Linked DNA regions of Homo sapiens: region 1 is linked to region 2. Evidence: chromatin contacts called from ENCODE Hi-C data. All regions are on one chromosome and are shown on one strand. The core of a region is the stretch at or near the end of the contact, and the rest is flanking DNA. Distances in the headings are between cores, read along the strand shown. Region 1 overlaps NTRK2 (neurotrophic receptor tyrosine kinase 2). Region 2 holds the start of NTRK2 (neurotrophic receptor tyrosine kinase 2).

Region 1 (5,921 bases), core at 749-3,248, 90 kb before region 2:
GGTGGTTGACTATACTCAAGTCTTGCCAGGACTTCTAAAGTTGACAACCACAACCATAAATAGAAACACCACTTCATTCTCAACATTCTCCCTCCCCACAGCACCCTCACCCCTTAAGTCACCTCCCCCTTCCTTCCTTACACTGTCGCTGAAGACAGAGATGACTCTTCTGCTTCAATCCAGGATATTAATGTCTACAAAAGACTTAAAGAATTGAAATAGAGATCAGGTCACTAGCTCACTGGCTCATTCTCTCTCTCATTCTCTTTGTCCTCAGGCCACTAAAGTTCCCAGATGATCACAGAAAAGGCCAATGTGTTTCTGCTTTTGCTGACGCTTTGATAAAAACAAAGGTCTTCCACCACTGTTAGCCTGTCCAAGCCTTGGCTTTCTCACAGAAAATGCAGGGTCTGTGGTTATAATAATATAAATGACAATCTATTGCATAAGGAAGAATTTAATTTCTTGACAATCCCTCTTTTCCTTTCTAGCAGGCTGTACATACATCAGAATTAAGGCCTATTTTTTAAAATAAATCACTTTAGCAGTTATAATCCTTTCTGTACAAAAGGGAAACACATTAGAAGTTTCCATGAGGTCGTGTTTTTAGATCTAAGCTAGTGGGTGTTGGGGGGTCCCATCCCCCTCCCATTCCTGCCCTTTCCACCTCTTTACTTTGGAAAATATTTCTCCCCTGAAAAACTGCTAAAACCTACATACCAAATCAATCAATCAATGAAACAAGTTTTTATAAACCCCAAAATAATTTAAAGTGATGAATTCTTCAGAGGACAATAAAATTAAGAATTTGCAATAATTCACACATAGTGTATTAAAGGGCTGAAGGGCTTAAAAGAAGCACACATATCAGCACATTTGTATTCATGATACATACCCATAAAGTAGATACACATTGTAATTACAATTTTTTTCTATAGACTCAACTAATAAACCTGGAAACACTAATATTCACTGTTTACATTTGCGACATTTTTCTGCATTCCAGATTCAATATGAATTCAACAAGAATCACCCTATAATATTTTCTTTAATAATGTATTACTAAAACATAAATCTGAAAAGTAACTACCTCTTAGAGAATTAGTTTAAAGAGACAGATACTAAACTAAGCACTGATTTAATTCTTATAATCACCTGAAGAGATGAGTATTATTCCCTCAATTTACCAAAGAGGAATTAAGATTTAGAGTTTAACAATTTGCCCAAAATGATGACCAGCAGGCGGGAGATCTGGGATTTAAACTCAAGCATGTTTGATTCATATGTCTTCAATATTACTTTCCTATATGTTCCTTGGGTTGAAGACTCAGGAGTTAACAACTTACAAACATGAAGGATGTGCATTATTCAAACAGGCTGTCTTCTGAAGTGCCACGTGACAATTCTGCTGATTTAGAGCTAAATGTATTCCCATAGTCATTTAGTATTCTTGCTCAAAATAAAGTAAGATAAAATCAAAGCATATGTTAGAATTTAAGCCAAGTTATTATCTGTCTTCTTCATAAATTCTGAAAAGCTTTTCCACCAAAATCAGATGTTAGGAATGAGATGGAAGAAAAACAAGAGAGGAAAAAATATAAAATTAGAAAGCAAAGACATGCAGGACAAAATGACAGGGAAAACAACGAAAGGTAAAAGAGAAGTGAAGGGGGAAAAGAAGAAGAAAACCAGAAGATTTTCAGATTTTGAAAGTCCTGTCTGAAATAGGCCATAAGCTATGTGAGGAGGTCAAAGCAAATTCCCCCCAAGGTTAATGGAAGACCAAAGAAGTGGTAACAATATTTCCTGACCTTTAAGTACAAAATCTAATTTTTTATAGGCTCTTTCACCTTTAGTGAAAATACTAGCATGGAAAGTCCCAAACAATATTGCATGCACTTTCTACATTACAGGAAAACAAGAGCTCTCACATGAATCATGCTGCGGTTGTGGGAATTCCCAGGTAAAACCAGCAATTAAAAGGTAGAGTGCATCCACCTACAAGGCTAAAGGCAGAGATGCCGATTCTTTTGCTTCCTGTCTGGGCTACTCTAGCCAATTCTTAGAAGTCTGACACACATTTTCAATATGTTGTAAAGAATAAGCATCTTCTGCTCTCAGATAGACAGAAGCCAAATGTTGGCAGGGAAAGAAGTAAGAGACTTTAAAAAGTAGATCCTCACCTCACAAACACACGGGAAAAGCTTTCTATAGCATCGCCAAACAACAGAAAAGGAACACTTGGACTAATTCTTTTCTCTAGATTCATTTTCATTTTGTTACCTTACTCAATGACTCTTTCAACTGAATGTCTTTTCTGAAATTTCTGAGGACTTGGTTGATATTGACAAATTTTGTTGCCTCTTAAGAGAGTGCTGAGATAGACTTTGAACTCCACTTGAAGCTGGGAGGAGAGTAGTTTAACAAAGGGTTTCTGTGAAAACTTATTTCTCTGATACTATTTTGTGTGGTTTATATTCCCATGCTATAAGAAAGAACTGGCAAAGTTCATTACTTGTTTCACAAAGAAAGAGTTAATTACTGAGATTTTCAAAATTTCTCTTTTGCTTTATTAGTGGCTTTCTGATACAAGAAATTTAAAATATTATTATTCATCTCTATGAAAATGTCACACTAGAATTTATTCAAATATCTTTATTCTATACGTCTCTGAAAAAGAGAGGACTACTTCATACCAAAGTTTAATAAAATAATTACAAAAAGGCCGGGTGCGGTGGCTCACGCCTATAATCCAAACACTTTGGGAGGCTGAGGCGGGTGGATCACCTGAGGTCGGGAGTTTGAGACTAGCCTGACCAACATGGAGAAACCCCATCTCTAATAAAAATACAAAATTAGCCGGGCGTGGTAGCGCACGCCTGTAATCCCAGCTACTCAGGAGGCTAAGACAGGAGAATCACTTGAAGCTGGGCGGCAGAGGTTGTGGTGAGCCGAGATCATGCCACTGCACTCCAGCCTGGGCAACAAGAGTGAAACTCTGTCTCAATAATAATAATAATAATAATAATTACAAAAAGACTAAAGGGCTAAGTTTAAAAAATACATAGAGTAAAAAACTAGTGAAATAAATATTTAGAAATATGTTTACCACCTTAGAGCAGGAAAGATCTTCCTAAGCAAGACACAACTTAAATGGAAAAGATGGACAGATTTGCTTTTATAAAAAGGTAAATCTCTTTGGTTACCAAAAGACACTATCAAAAAGTCAAAAGACTAGAAGAAAATATGAGCCACAAATATCATGAATAAATAAATATATATATATAATTGGCAAAGTATATCTATAACTCAACAATAAAAATAAACATTACTCTTATTTTTCACATGATAAAGATATTTACATTCATTATTAATCAATGTATCATTTAAACTCAAATAGCCAAAAGATTGATAATATTCAGTATAGATCAGAGTAAGAAATGAAAGGGTATCCTTACATACTGTTAGTGGGAGACTAAATTGGAAAGGCATTTATGCAAGGTAATCTATTCACATTTAAACATATATATCTTTCCTCCTAGCAATACATTTCCAAGTATCTATCTTTATACAGAAGATATTATTTGAAAATTACTTGAAATAATTTTCTGAAAACTTGGTAAAAACATAAATGTCCATTAAAAGAAGAAAAGTCAAATAAATCATAATTTGTCAATAATATTAACAACATTACATATTTATAGAGCAATTACTAAGTGTCAGAAACATTCCCAAGTGGTTTATATATATAAGCTCAGTTTGTCTTCATAACAACCCTATGGGTTAGGTATTAGTATTGTCCCATTACAGACGGAAATACCGAGGCAAGAGAGGATGAGATATTTGCTCAAAGTCACATAGCTCGTAAGAGGCAGAGCCAGGTTTCAGATCCAAGTAGCCTGATATCAGACAACTGGGAAATACTATTAAATGGAATGTAGTAGATAGCTAGGTACTGATAAAGAAAAATCCGCAAGGCAAATTGTTACCCCCAAAAAATGCAGAACAAGACTGGTATTATAATTTCCTTATGGAATCAAAAATGAAGCCATATATTTGATTGTTTACATACTATATGCACCCTATACAGTTAAAGAAAGTTATTTCTAGGAGTGGAAATGGTCATGCAGAAGAAGGTGATGGGAACATCCATTTTTATGTTTAGGTATTTCTAAACTCCTTGAAATTTTGAAAAACAAGAGTGCATTCAATTGTTACCATTCTAATTTTTCGACGGCATTTTTCTTTAAAAAAAAGAAGAAGGAAGAGGGTGCATATGGAAAACAGTTTGTCCTTACAGATGTTTCTACAACTGTGTTTCTGGCTTTTGGTCACATTTTTTCCTCTTAAAAGTTGATCCAAATATCTGTTAAACTCAACCTCTTAAATTTCCCAGAATTGTTTTCAGCTCATATAAAAGGCTTTAACCTTCAACCTCTTTAGCTTTGGCCCCGCTATGTTTATGACTATTTTTAAATAGGCAGATTTTTGGTTGCTATTGAAAGACACTCAGAGATCATTTATAAGAGCAGAAAGTTGAACTGTGGGCCTTCAGTCTGGACTTAGGAAAACCCAGATCTGCATCCCAAGGCAGGGTAGCTTTCCAGCCTTTACTAGTTGGAAACCTCCAACACTTAAGTAGGACAAATGAATGTGGATAGGGGAGTTTACATACAAGAATCAGAGGCTGCAGAGGAAATCTGTGCAGTCTATTAGCACTGAATGAGAAGAAAGCTTCCTCTTCTAGTCTCTTCTACAGAGATTTCTTAGGGTCATTTAGATATTTCACTCTTGAGTGACAAAGGCTGCATTAGTACTTAGGAATTAGATATCATATGTGGACTTCCATCAGGAAATGTAAATAACACAAAACTGATAGCCGAAACTATCCTCCAGCAGGGTGATGAATGCCAAGCTCCCTCCTCCCTGCTGGCTCCCTTATATTTTTTGCAACCCTGTACACCATCAATGCCACAGGCAGGGCTCCCAATGTGGAGCACCCTTTGAAGACTTGGCAGCTCTGGTGCTCCTCAATGCTTCCATTTTCCCCTCACATGCACTCCTACGTCTTCAGTGAAGACACGGAGCCAGGAAGCAATGCGAGAGCTAAACACAAGACTTGGTTACAACACAAGGAGAGCATTCAAAGGCATGGTTGCCTATTCCTTTGGCAATGGAGCTGTTCTGGAAAATTCTTTCAGCCCTACTTCAGTGAAAACTAAAATTAAAACAAACCAGAGGCAGCCTTAGAAGAAAAGGGATAATATTATGCATTTTCATATAGGGATATTGATACCGACATAGATTTAGACAGATTTGGTATACATTTTATTCATACATATTAAACATATGTATGAATAAGCCCTACATAGATGGCCAACACTAACAGAAGGGCATTATTTGGCTTCTGCAATTATGGTAGCTACATATCAACCAAAAAAGCAATAGGACAGTGTAAAGGCACAGAAATAAACAAGGAAAAACTGACTGGGAGATATTCTACCCCTTGACATCTTTATGGAAACAGGGCCGGGAGCCTATTGGACACTAGCAGCAAGAAGCTTAAACTCTATCAAGCAAGAATAAAACATAAATTCTAGGTTTACCACAAGATAAAATCCCCAATCTAGCACTTTTGCCAACTTCAGAACTGAAAAAACAACATATTCCAAAACGATACATTCAAAGGTAGGGAGGTAGAAATTGAAGATGTTCACATGCAAAATAAAAAGTCAAAGTGAATCCTCCAAACTTAAACAATGACGATTGTTGAAAACAGTGTGTGAAAACCTACATACCCTGAGACAAAACCGGGACAAACTGATCTCTTATCTATGGCCATGACTCATATGGAATAACCAAAAAAAAAAAAAAAAAAAAAAAAAAAAGAGGTGGGACTTTGTCTCTTTTAGAAACTTAGA
Region 2 (5,649 bases), core at 1,111-3,610:
TCGACAACCGGAAGGCCACAGCCCAAGCCCCACTTTAGGGCTGCCTATCTCAGTATCAAACACAATAAGGAAAACTGGGAGAAACTTTGCCTTACAATCTTCCACGTATACGAATAAAATCTCATGTTAATGAGATGTATGGAATGACAGCATCCTTCAGGAAAAAAATGATAACAATAACAGTCCAGTAGAGGTGACACAGGAATGCTAGAGAAAGGACTGGCAAGTTCTTGCTTGGTGATGCATTTGTCACAAAGCATCAGAAAAGGAGAATAGAAATACACAGTTCTGTTTCTTCAAGCCACAACAAGCTCAAACATTTCCAGGGACACAGAGGTCCAATGCTAAAGCCAGCCTTCATCAGAGTTCTACCCAGTGCTTTATCATCCAACCTAGTCCTGGGAAATTATTCAATGGGCAATTAAGAGTTATAATCCAAGTGGTCTCAAAATCATATCTCTGGGAAGTCAAGTCCAAATTAAATTAGACCAGGCTTTTAGGCTTCCAACTATCATATTTTTTTCTTTTGAGCGAGTGCATTTCAACACTCAGAACTTCTCCTCTTACAGATCATTTTCAAGGCCATCTCTGGATGCCATCTCCTAAGCAAAATCCGATATATAAAATGAAAAGGGAAATTGGTTAACTTAAATCTCAAAAAAGATGTTAAGGGAGAGACTGTCACTTCCCTCAACAGATTTGGGAAAGTTAATTATTTTAACCTCTTTTCTAGTGAATATTAATGGAACTTCTAACACAACATACACACAGCACTTTATGAAACAAAAATGCCCAAAACTAAGTTAGTGCATACTGAAAGCCTAAAGCACACCCAGCAGAGCTTTGAAATATAAAAAGCATAGTGAGTTCCTTCCCACGAGGAATAAATATATAATCGGCATATGTATATCTATATTTGAAACTTATTCTAAAGTGTCACACTTCTCCCTGCACTAGCAGTCCCAAGCCAGTGAAACAGCAGGTAACTGACAGATGACCCTGTCCTGCATCCCTTGTCTTTGACTTCTCCCCACTCTTGGGACAGCATTCACTTCCAGGACCTACCCACCTGGCCAGCTCGGGCCCTAGGGGCAAGGAGAAAAAGGAGGAAAAGCTCCAGGAACTCACATTTCGGTGATGTTCTCAGGATCTACACTGTTAGGCTCCAATCTCGGAAATGCCACGATGCCAGGAGAAGGGTCGCTGCACCAGATCCGAGAGGCACTGCATTTGCAGGACGTGGGACAGGCGAAAGCGGCCCTCCAGAAGCCCACAACCAGCCAGCAGAAGCCCCAGAGCCGCGCCATGGCGGGTCCATGCCACCTTATCCAGGACGACATCCCTAGCAGCCAGTGCCAGCCCGAGTGCCTGTCCCCGCGCTGCACCGGCCGCTTTCCCCCACCCGTGCGGGGAGGCCTTCCCTGCGCTTGCGGCTCTCTTAACTCCTCGGTGCTTGTTGCGGGCGTGCCGAGTCCAGCTTATCAGAGGCTGAGCTGGTCCGGAGCGAAGAGTGTTCCGGCAGGCGGCAGGGTTCACAGTGGCCCCGGCATAGCGAACCGCTTTACAGGGGGGCGCTACCGCTGCTCGGAGCTCCGCGGCGGCCGTCGCTGCATGGCCCGGCGCGCCGGGCACCGACCGGCGGCGCTCCCGGGACTCTCTGGGGCGCAGATTCCTTGTTAGATGCGAATGGGGGTCCGGTATGCACCTCGAGGCTGAGGACAAACAGACACGCGTAAGACTGAGCGTAGGACCCCCAACACCACTAATTGGGGCACTCTCCCTCTCTGCTCGCGTCATCCCCACCCCGACCCCAGCCCGGAGACTGTGGATGGATGAGTGCCCAGCTCCGGCCCAGGAATCAACTTGCCCCGCGATGGCACTGACGCCGCTGGAGCCACCAGTGTGCCCACTCTCTCTTCGAGCCTGAGGCCAAGGGAGGGGAGGTAGGGAAAGGGTCCCCAAGACAGGATTCCATGGTACAGGCCGGGCGAAGGACCCTTTAAAGGGGAATGCGGAGACTGCCGGCGGCTTTGGCTCCGCGACGGGGCCCCCGAATGATGCTGCAGAATCCGCCACGGCCGCTGGGTGCCGGTGGCGCGGGCAGGTGGCGCGGCACGTCCCACCTGGGGAGTAGCCGAGGCCGCCCCAGGGGGAGACAGTGAGGGCCGAGGCGACCGAGGGCACTATCTGCGCTGCTCACCCGGGCTCCGGCGCCTCACGCCCGCCGGCGGCGCCTGGGTCCAGGCTCCTGCTACCGCCGGGGACTGAGCGCGTAGAGCGCGAGCGAAGCAGCCAGCGAGGCTCCTGCTCCAACCCAATTCCGGGAGCCGCCGCCGCCGCCTCTGCTACTGCTGGCGAAGTGACGTGAGGGCTGACGCAGAGCAGGGGCAGAAACTCCAGAAAATTAGTCTGAAATCCAAAAACACACACACGCTCATACACACACAAACCCATAACACCCTCCAGACAAAAGCACCAGGGAGGGGAGGGGAATCTGGGGGCGAGCAGGGAGGAGGGAGGCATCGGTGCCACTGGCCAGAAGCAGACAGCAGCAGCATGTGGGAGTTCACACACGCGCGCACACACGCACACATCCTGGCCGTGTAGACATGCACGCGCGTGCGTGTGTGTGTCTGTGTGTGTGTGTGCATTTACATCCAGGTACCTCTAAGATGAACCGTTCCTCCGTTCGACGCCTCCCGGTCCCTAATTCACACCACAGTCTCTTCTACAATCGCGGTAGAGGCTGTCTCCCTTTTTGAAATGGAAACCGTGCTTGGTTCAGCTCTGAAAAATGCGCTGATTCTTATTATAGGAATCCTCCCTCCCTTCTCCCTCCCCGCGTTCTCCTTTCCCACCCTGCCTAAAAGGGAGGGCAAGCTATCCTAAAAATAAATAAATGTTGTAAACACCAAAACGTGTTCTGCATTGGTAACCAAGGATCACCGCCCCCATTCCGGGCCACCTATTTGGGGATCGGTGGTTTTGGAGGGGCTTCCTGTTGGTGCTTTTGCAGAGGGAAGGGAGTCTCCAAACACAATTCTAGCTCTCTAAGTGGGTCTTTTTCCTGCCGTTTTCTGCCATCACACGCCCGGGAAATAGAGACATGTGAGGGGAAGGGAGCGCGCCTGATGCGTATTCTAAATGCTCGGTGGCCACCCTGGCCTGTCCGATGTGTGGCGCCGCGTCATTTTCTCTCATCCTTTAACCTGACGGGATGTAGCCATTCCCAGATCGTGGATTCACTCCCCGCGATGCCCACCCCCACGTAGGGCATCCCAAGCCCTTGCTCCCCTGCCGTACCTTGCGCGTGTTCATGTGTGCTAGGGTGTGCGCGAACGCGTGCCCTGCGCCCGCGCTGCCCGGAGCACGATATGCATCCAGCTACGAAGAAGCCAGGCGCGGGCAGAGCCTCGGGGTCTCACTAGGGACAAATTAGGCGATCCGGGAGGGTCGGGTGACAAACCGTAACTATTCTGCGGGTGCAGTTAAATGATGGCTGCGGGGCATTTGCAAGCCTTGTCTGAGAATCCGTCTTCCCTTTTGCGGCTCGGAATCTGTTTTTCCGCAGTCATTTAAAAGAGAACGGGGAAAATACACCGCAGTGCCTGACACTTCCGAGGGCTCTGGTGCCCCCGCGCGGGGAGAGAGCGCCCGGCACGCTCCGGAGCACCAGCCCATGGCCCGGGTCGCGGCGGGCACAGCGCTGGGGGCGCGCTCTGGCGCCAGATGCGCAACCAGCGGCGCCCGACGCCTGCGCGTCCCTGCCCGGCCGGTGCGCGGCTCTCCTGGCCTCGCCGAGCTCCTGCCCGGGGGAAAAAGGCGGGCAATCCTTCTCTCTCGAGAGAGCAATGGGTTGGAGTCTCGTTCAAAATATAGTAATAGTCACTGATCTACCCGCAGAGTTTGGGGATGGGAAGGATCAAGAAACCGAACGTTAGAGTGAATGCTCGGATCTAGGCCAAGCGTTAAATATTACGAAGGGAACGTAAAACATCTATTGGGGCTTTTTTGTACAGATCCTGGGCGCTGAGTGTAACCGCGGGAATTCTTGGACAGCACCCAAAAATCTTGCTGCAGGTCCCGAAAGCAAGGCCAGCAGGTCTATCTCACCACTGTCACTCGGCTGTAACACACATCGAGTGGTGAACGGCCAGGCTGAAGTTTACTCCTGAGCTGCGCCTCTATTCTCTACTAGGTGAGGACGCGCCAAGGAAGAGACGCCAAGGGCAAAAATGACCTGGTCTCAGACGCACGTAAAACTCCGCCTGTCTTGTCAGTGAACCTTAAGCGGAGAAGCCCCTGAGGAACACTTGGGGAAGGAAGGAGTGTGTGCGTAATCACCCACATTTCTCTCACACTCCCATACTCTGAGCCCATTTTTCTAAGAAACGGCCCATTTTCGCCCTAGTGGCTGCAGCATGTCAATGCGGTATGGAGAATAGGCAGTCTTACGGTGGTTTGTACACCAGAAGAGTCTAATTATGTTGGAATATTTGTAGAGTTTCTATTAGAGTAAATATATGCTACTATTATAGTTGGATTCTAAATATATTCCACTATCTCCCACTTAAAATTAGGATTTGCGGTCCTACTTCTAATCACCCTACTTCTGCTCTACTATTTCAACCATAGCAGTTTGTCCTTTGGACAGATAATTTACTTATTATATATATTTTTAAAATTTCTCCCAGAAGAATGTACACTCCATGAAGGCAGGGATTTTTATCTATTTTATTCATTGATATCTCTCAAGGACATAGTAGGTGTTAAAATATATGTGTATTTTTAATGAATAAATAAAATAAAATAAAGGAGATCTCACTTTCTTAACCTCTAAGTCTGCAAGAACCTGGATAATTCCCCCAGACACGCTCCTTCTCACCTTCACAATTTCAAATCTTCCTTGCGTTCTGAGTGCTCCTAGCACTGCTTAAAACCTTGCCTTACTTTCTGTCTCATTTAGTAGCCAGATAGGCTTCAGTACTGGGCCAGAGAGGGCCTCCCACTTATTCATGCTAGTAACTGAACACCTCCATGGACAGTGTCTAGAACACACTGGTGATCAGTAGCTATTTCTTAACTGATAGAATTGTGGATCTACCTCGATTTTAAGACCTATAAGATATGTCCCAGAGATCACTTCAAGGATTCTCAGATCACACCTTTGTAAGAGATGATGAACATTTTTCAGATGAACAATATAGAGATGACTTTTTTCTAGATCCCTTGAATGCAGGCATAGAAATTAAGTGCTGCAGGTTCCTACCTGCACTGAACCATGATGTACCTAGAGCAATGTTTCTCAAACTCTTTTGACCATGATCCACAATAAGAAATGCCTTTTATATCACAACCCAATGAACACATACATAAAGGCATATACTAACTAAAAAAGAAGTGTCATAATACAAAACTTACTTACCCTTAGTACATAAACTAATATATCCTTTTCTCTTCTACACCATTTCATTTCTGAATGCATGTAATAACTCAATACATTGATTTTAACATCCAATACTGAGTTGTAAAAAAATAAGCAAGAATACTGCCAACTTCTGATTAAAATGGAGTAATAGGGAACGGATTTGTTCTCTCAATCATATGACCAAAACACTGAACAAAATATATTAAAGTTAAGACAATGGA

Evidence for each region. A loop is a pair of places that touch in the nucleus more often than their neighbours do. Pooled maps may share reads with other maps.
Region 1: a loop to region 2 is called in a pooled map, with 2.7 times the contacts of the local background. The contact joins the enhancer-like site here to the promoter of NTRK2 in region 2. A Hi-C loop is called at or near these places in 2 of 50 pooled maps.

What each region holds. Positions count from the first base shown.
Region 1 is chr9:84,755,493-84,761,413 of GRCh38, reverse strand. The region is part of intron 12 of NTRK2 (neurotrophic receptor tyrosine kinase 2); the gene reads right to left. Among named protein-coding and RNA genes, the nearest start is that of NTRK2, 89 kb to the right of the region's middle. RefSeq lists an enhancer at 1,800-1,999. Within about 2 kb of position 1,998, at least 2 of the 41 ENCODE cell types and tissues checked have a DNase peak (open chromatin) inside an H3K27ac peak, as active enhancers do.
Region 2 is chr9:84,666,440-84,672,088 of GRCh38, reverse strand. NTRK2 (neurotrophic receptor tyrosine kinase 2) reads right to left here and starts at 2,360. Exons shown (of 19, transcript NM_006180.6): 1 at 2,201-2,360; 2 at 1,129-1,712. The coding sequence starts at 1,340. RefSeq lists a silencer at 3,616-3,835.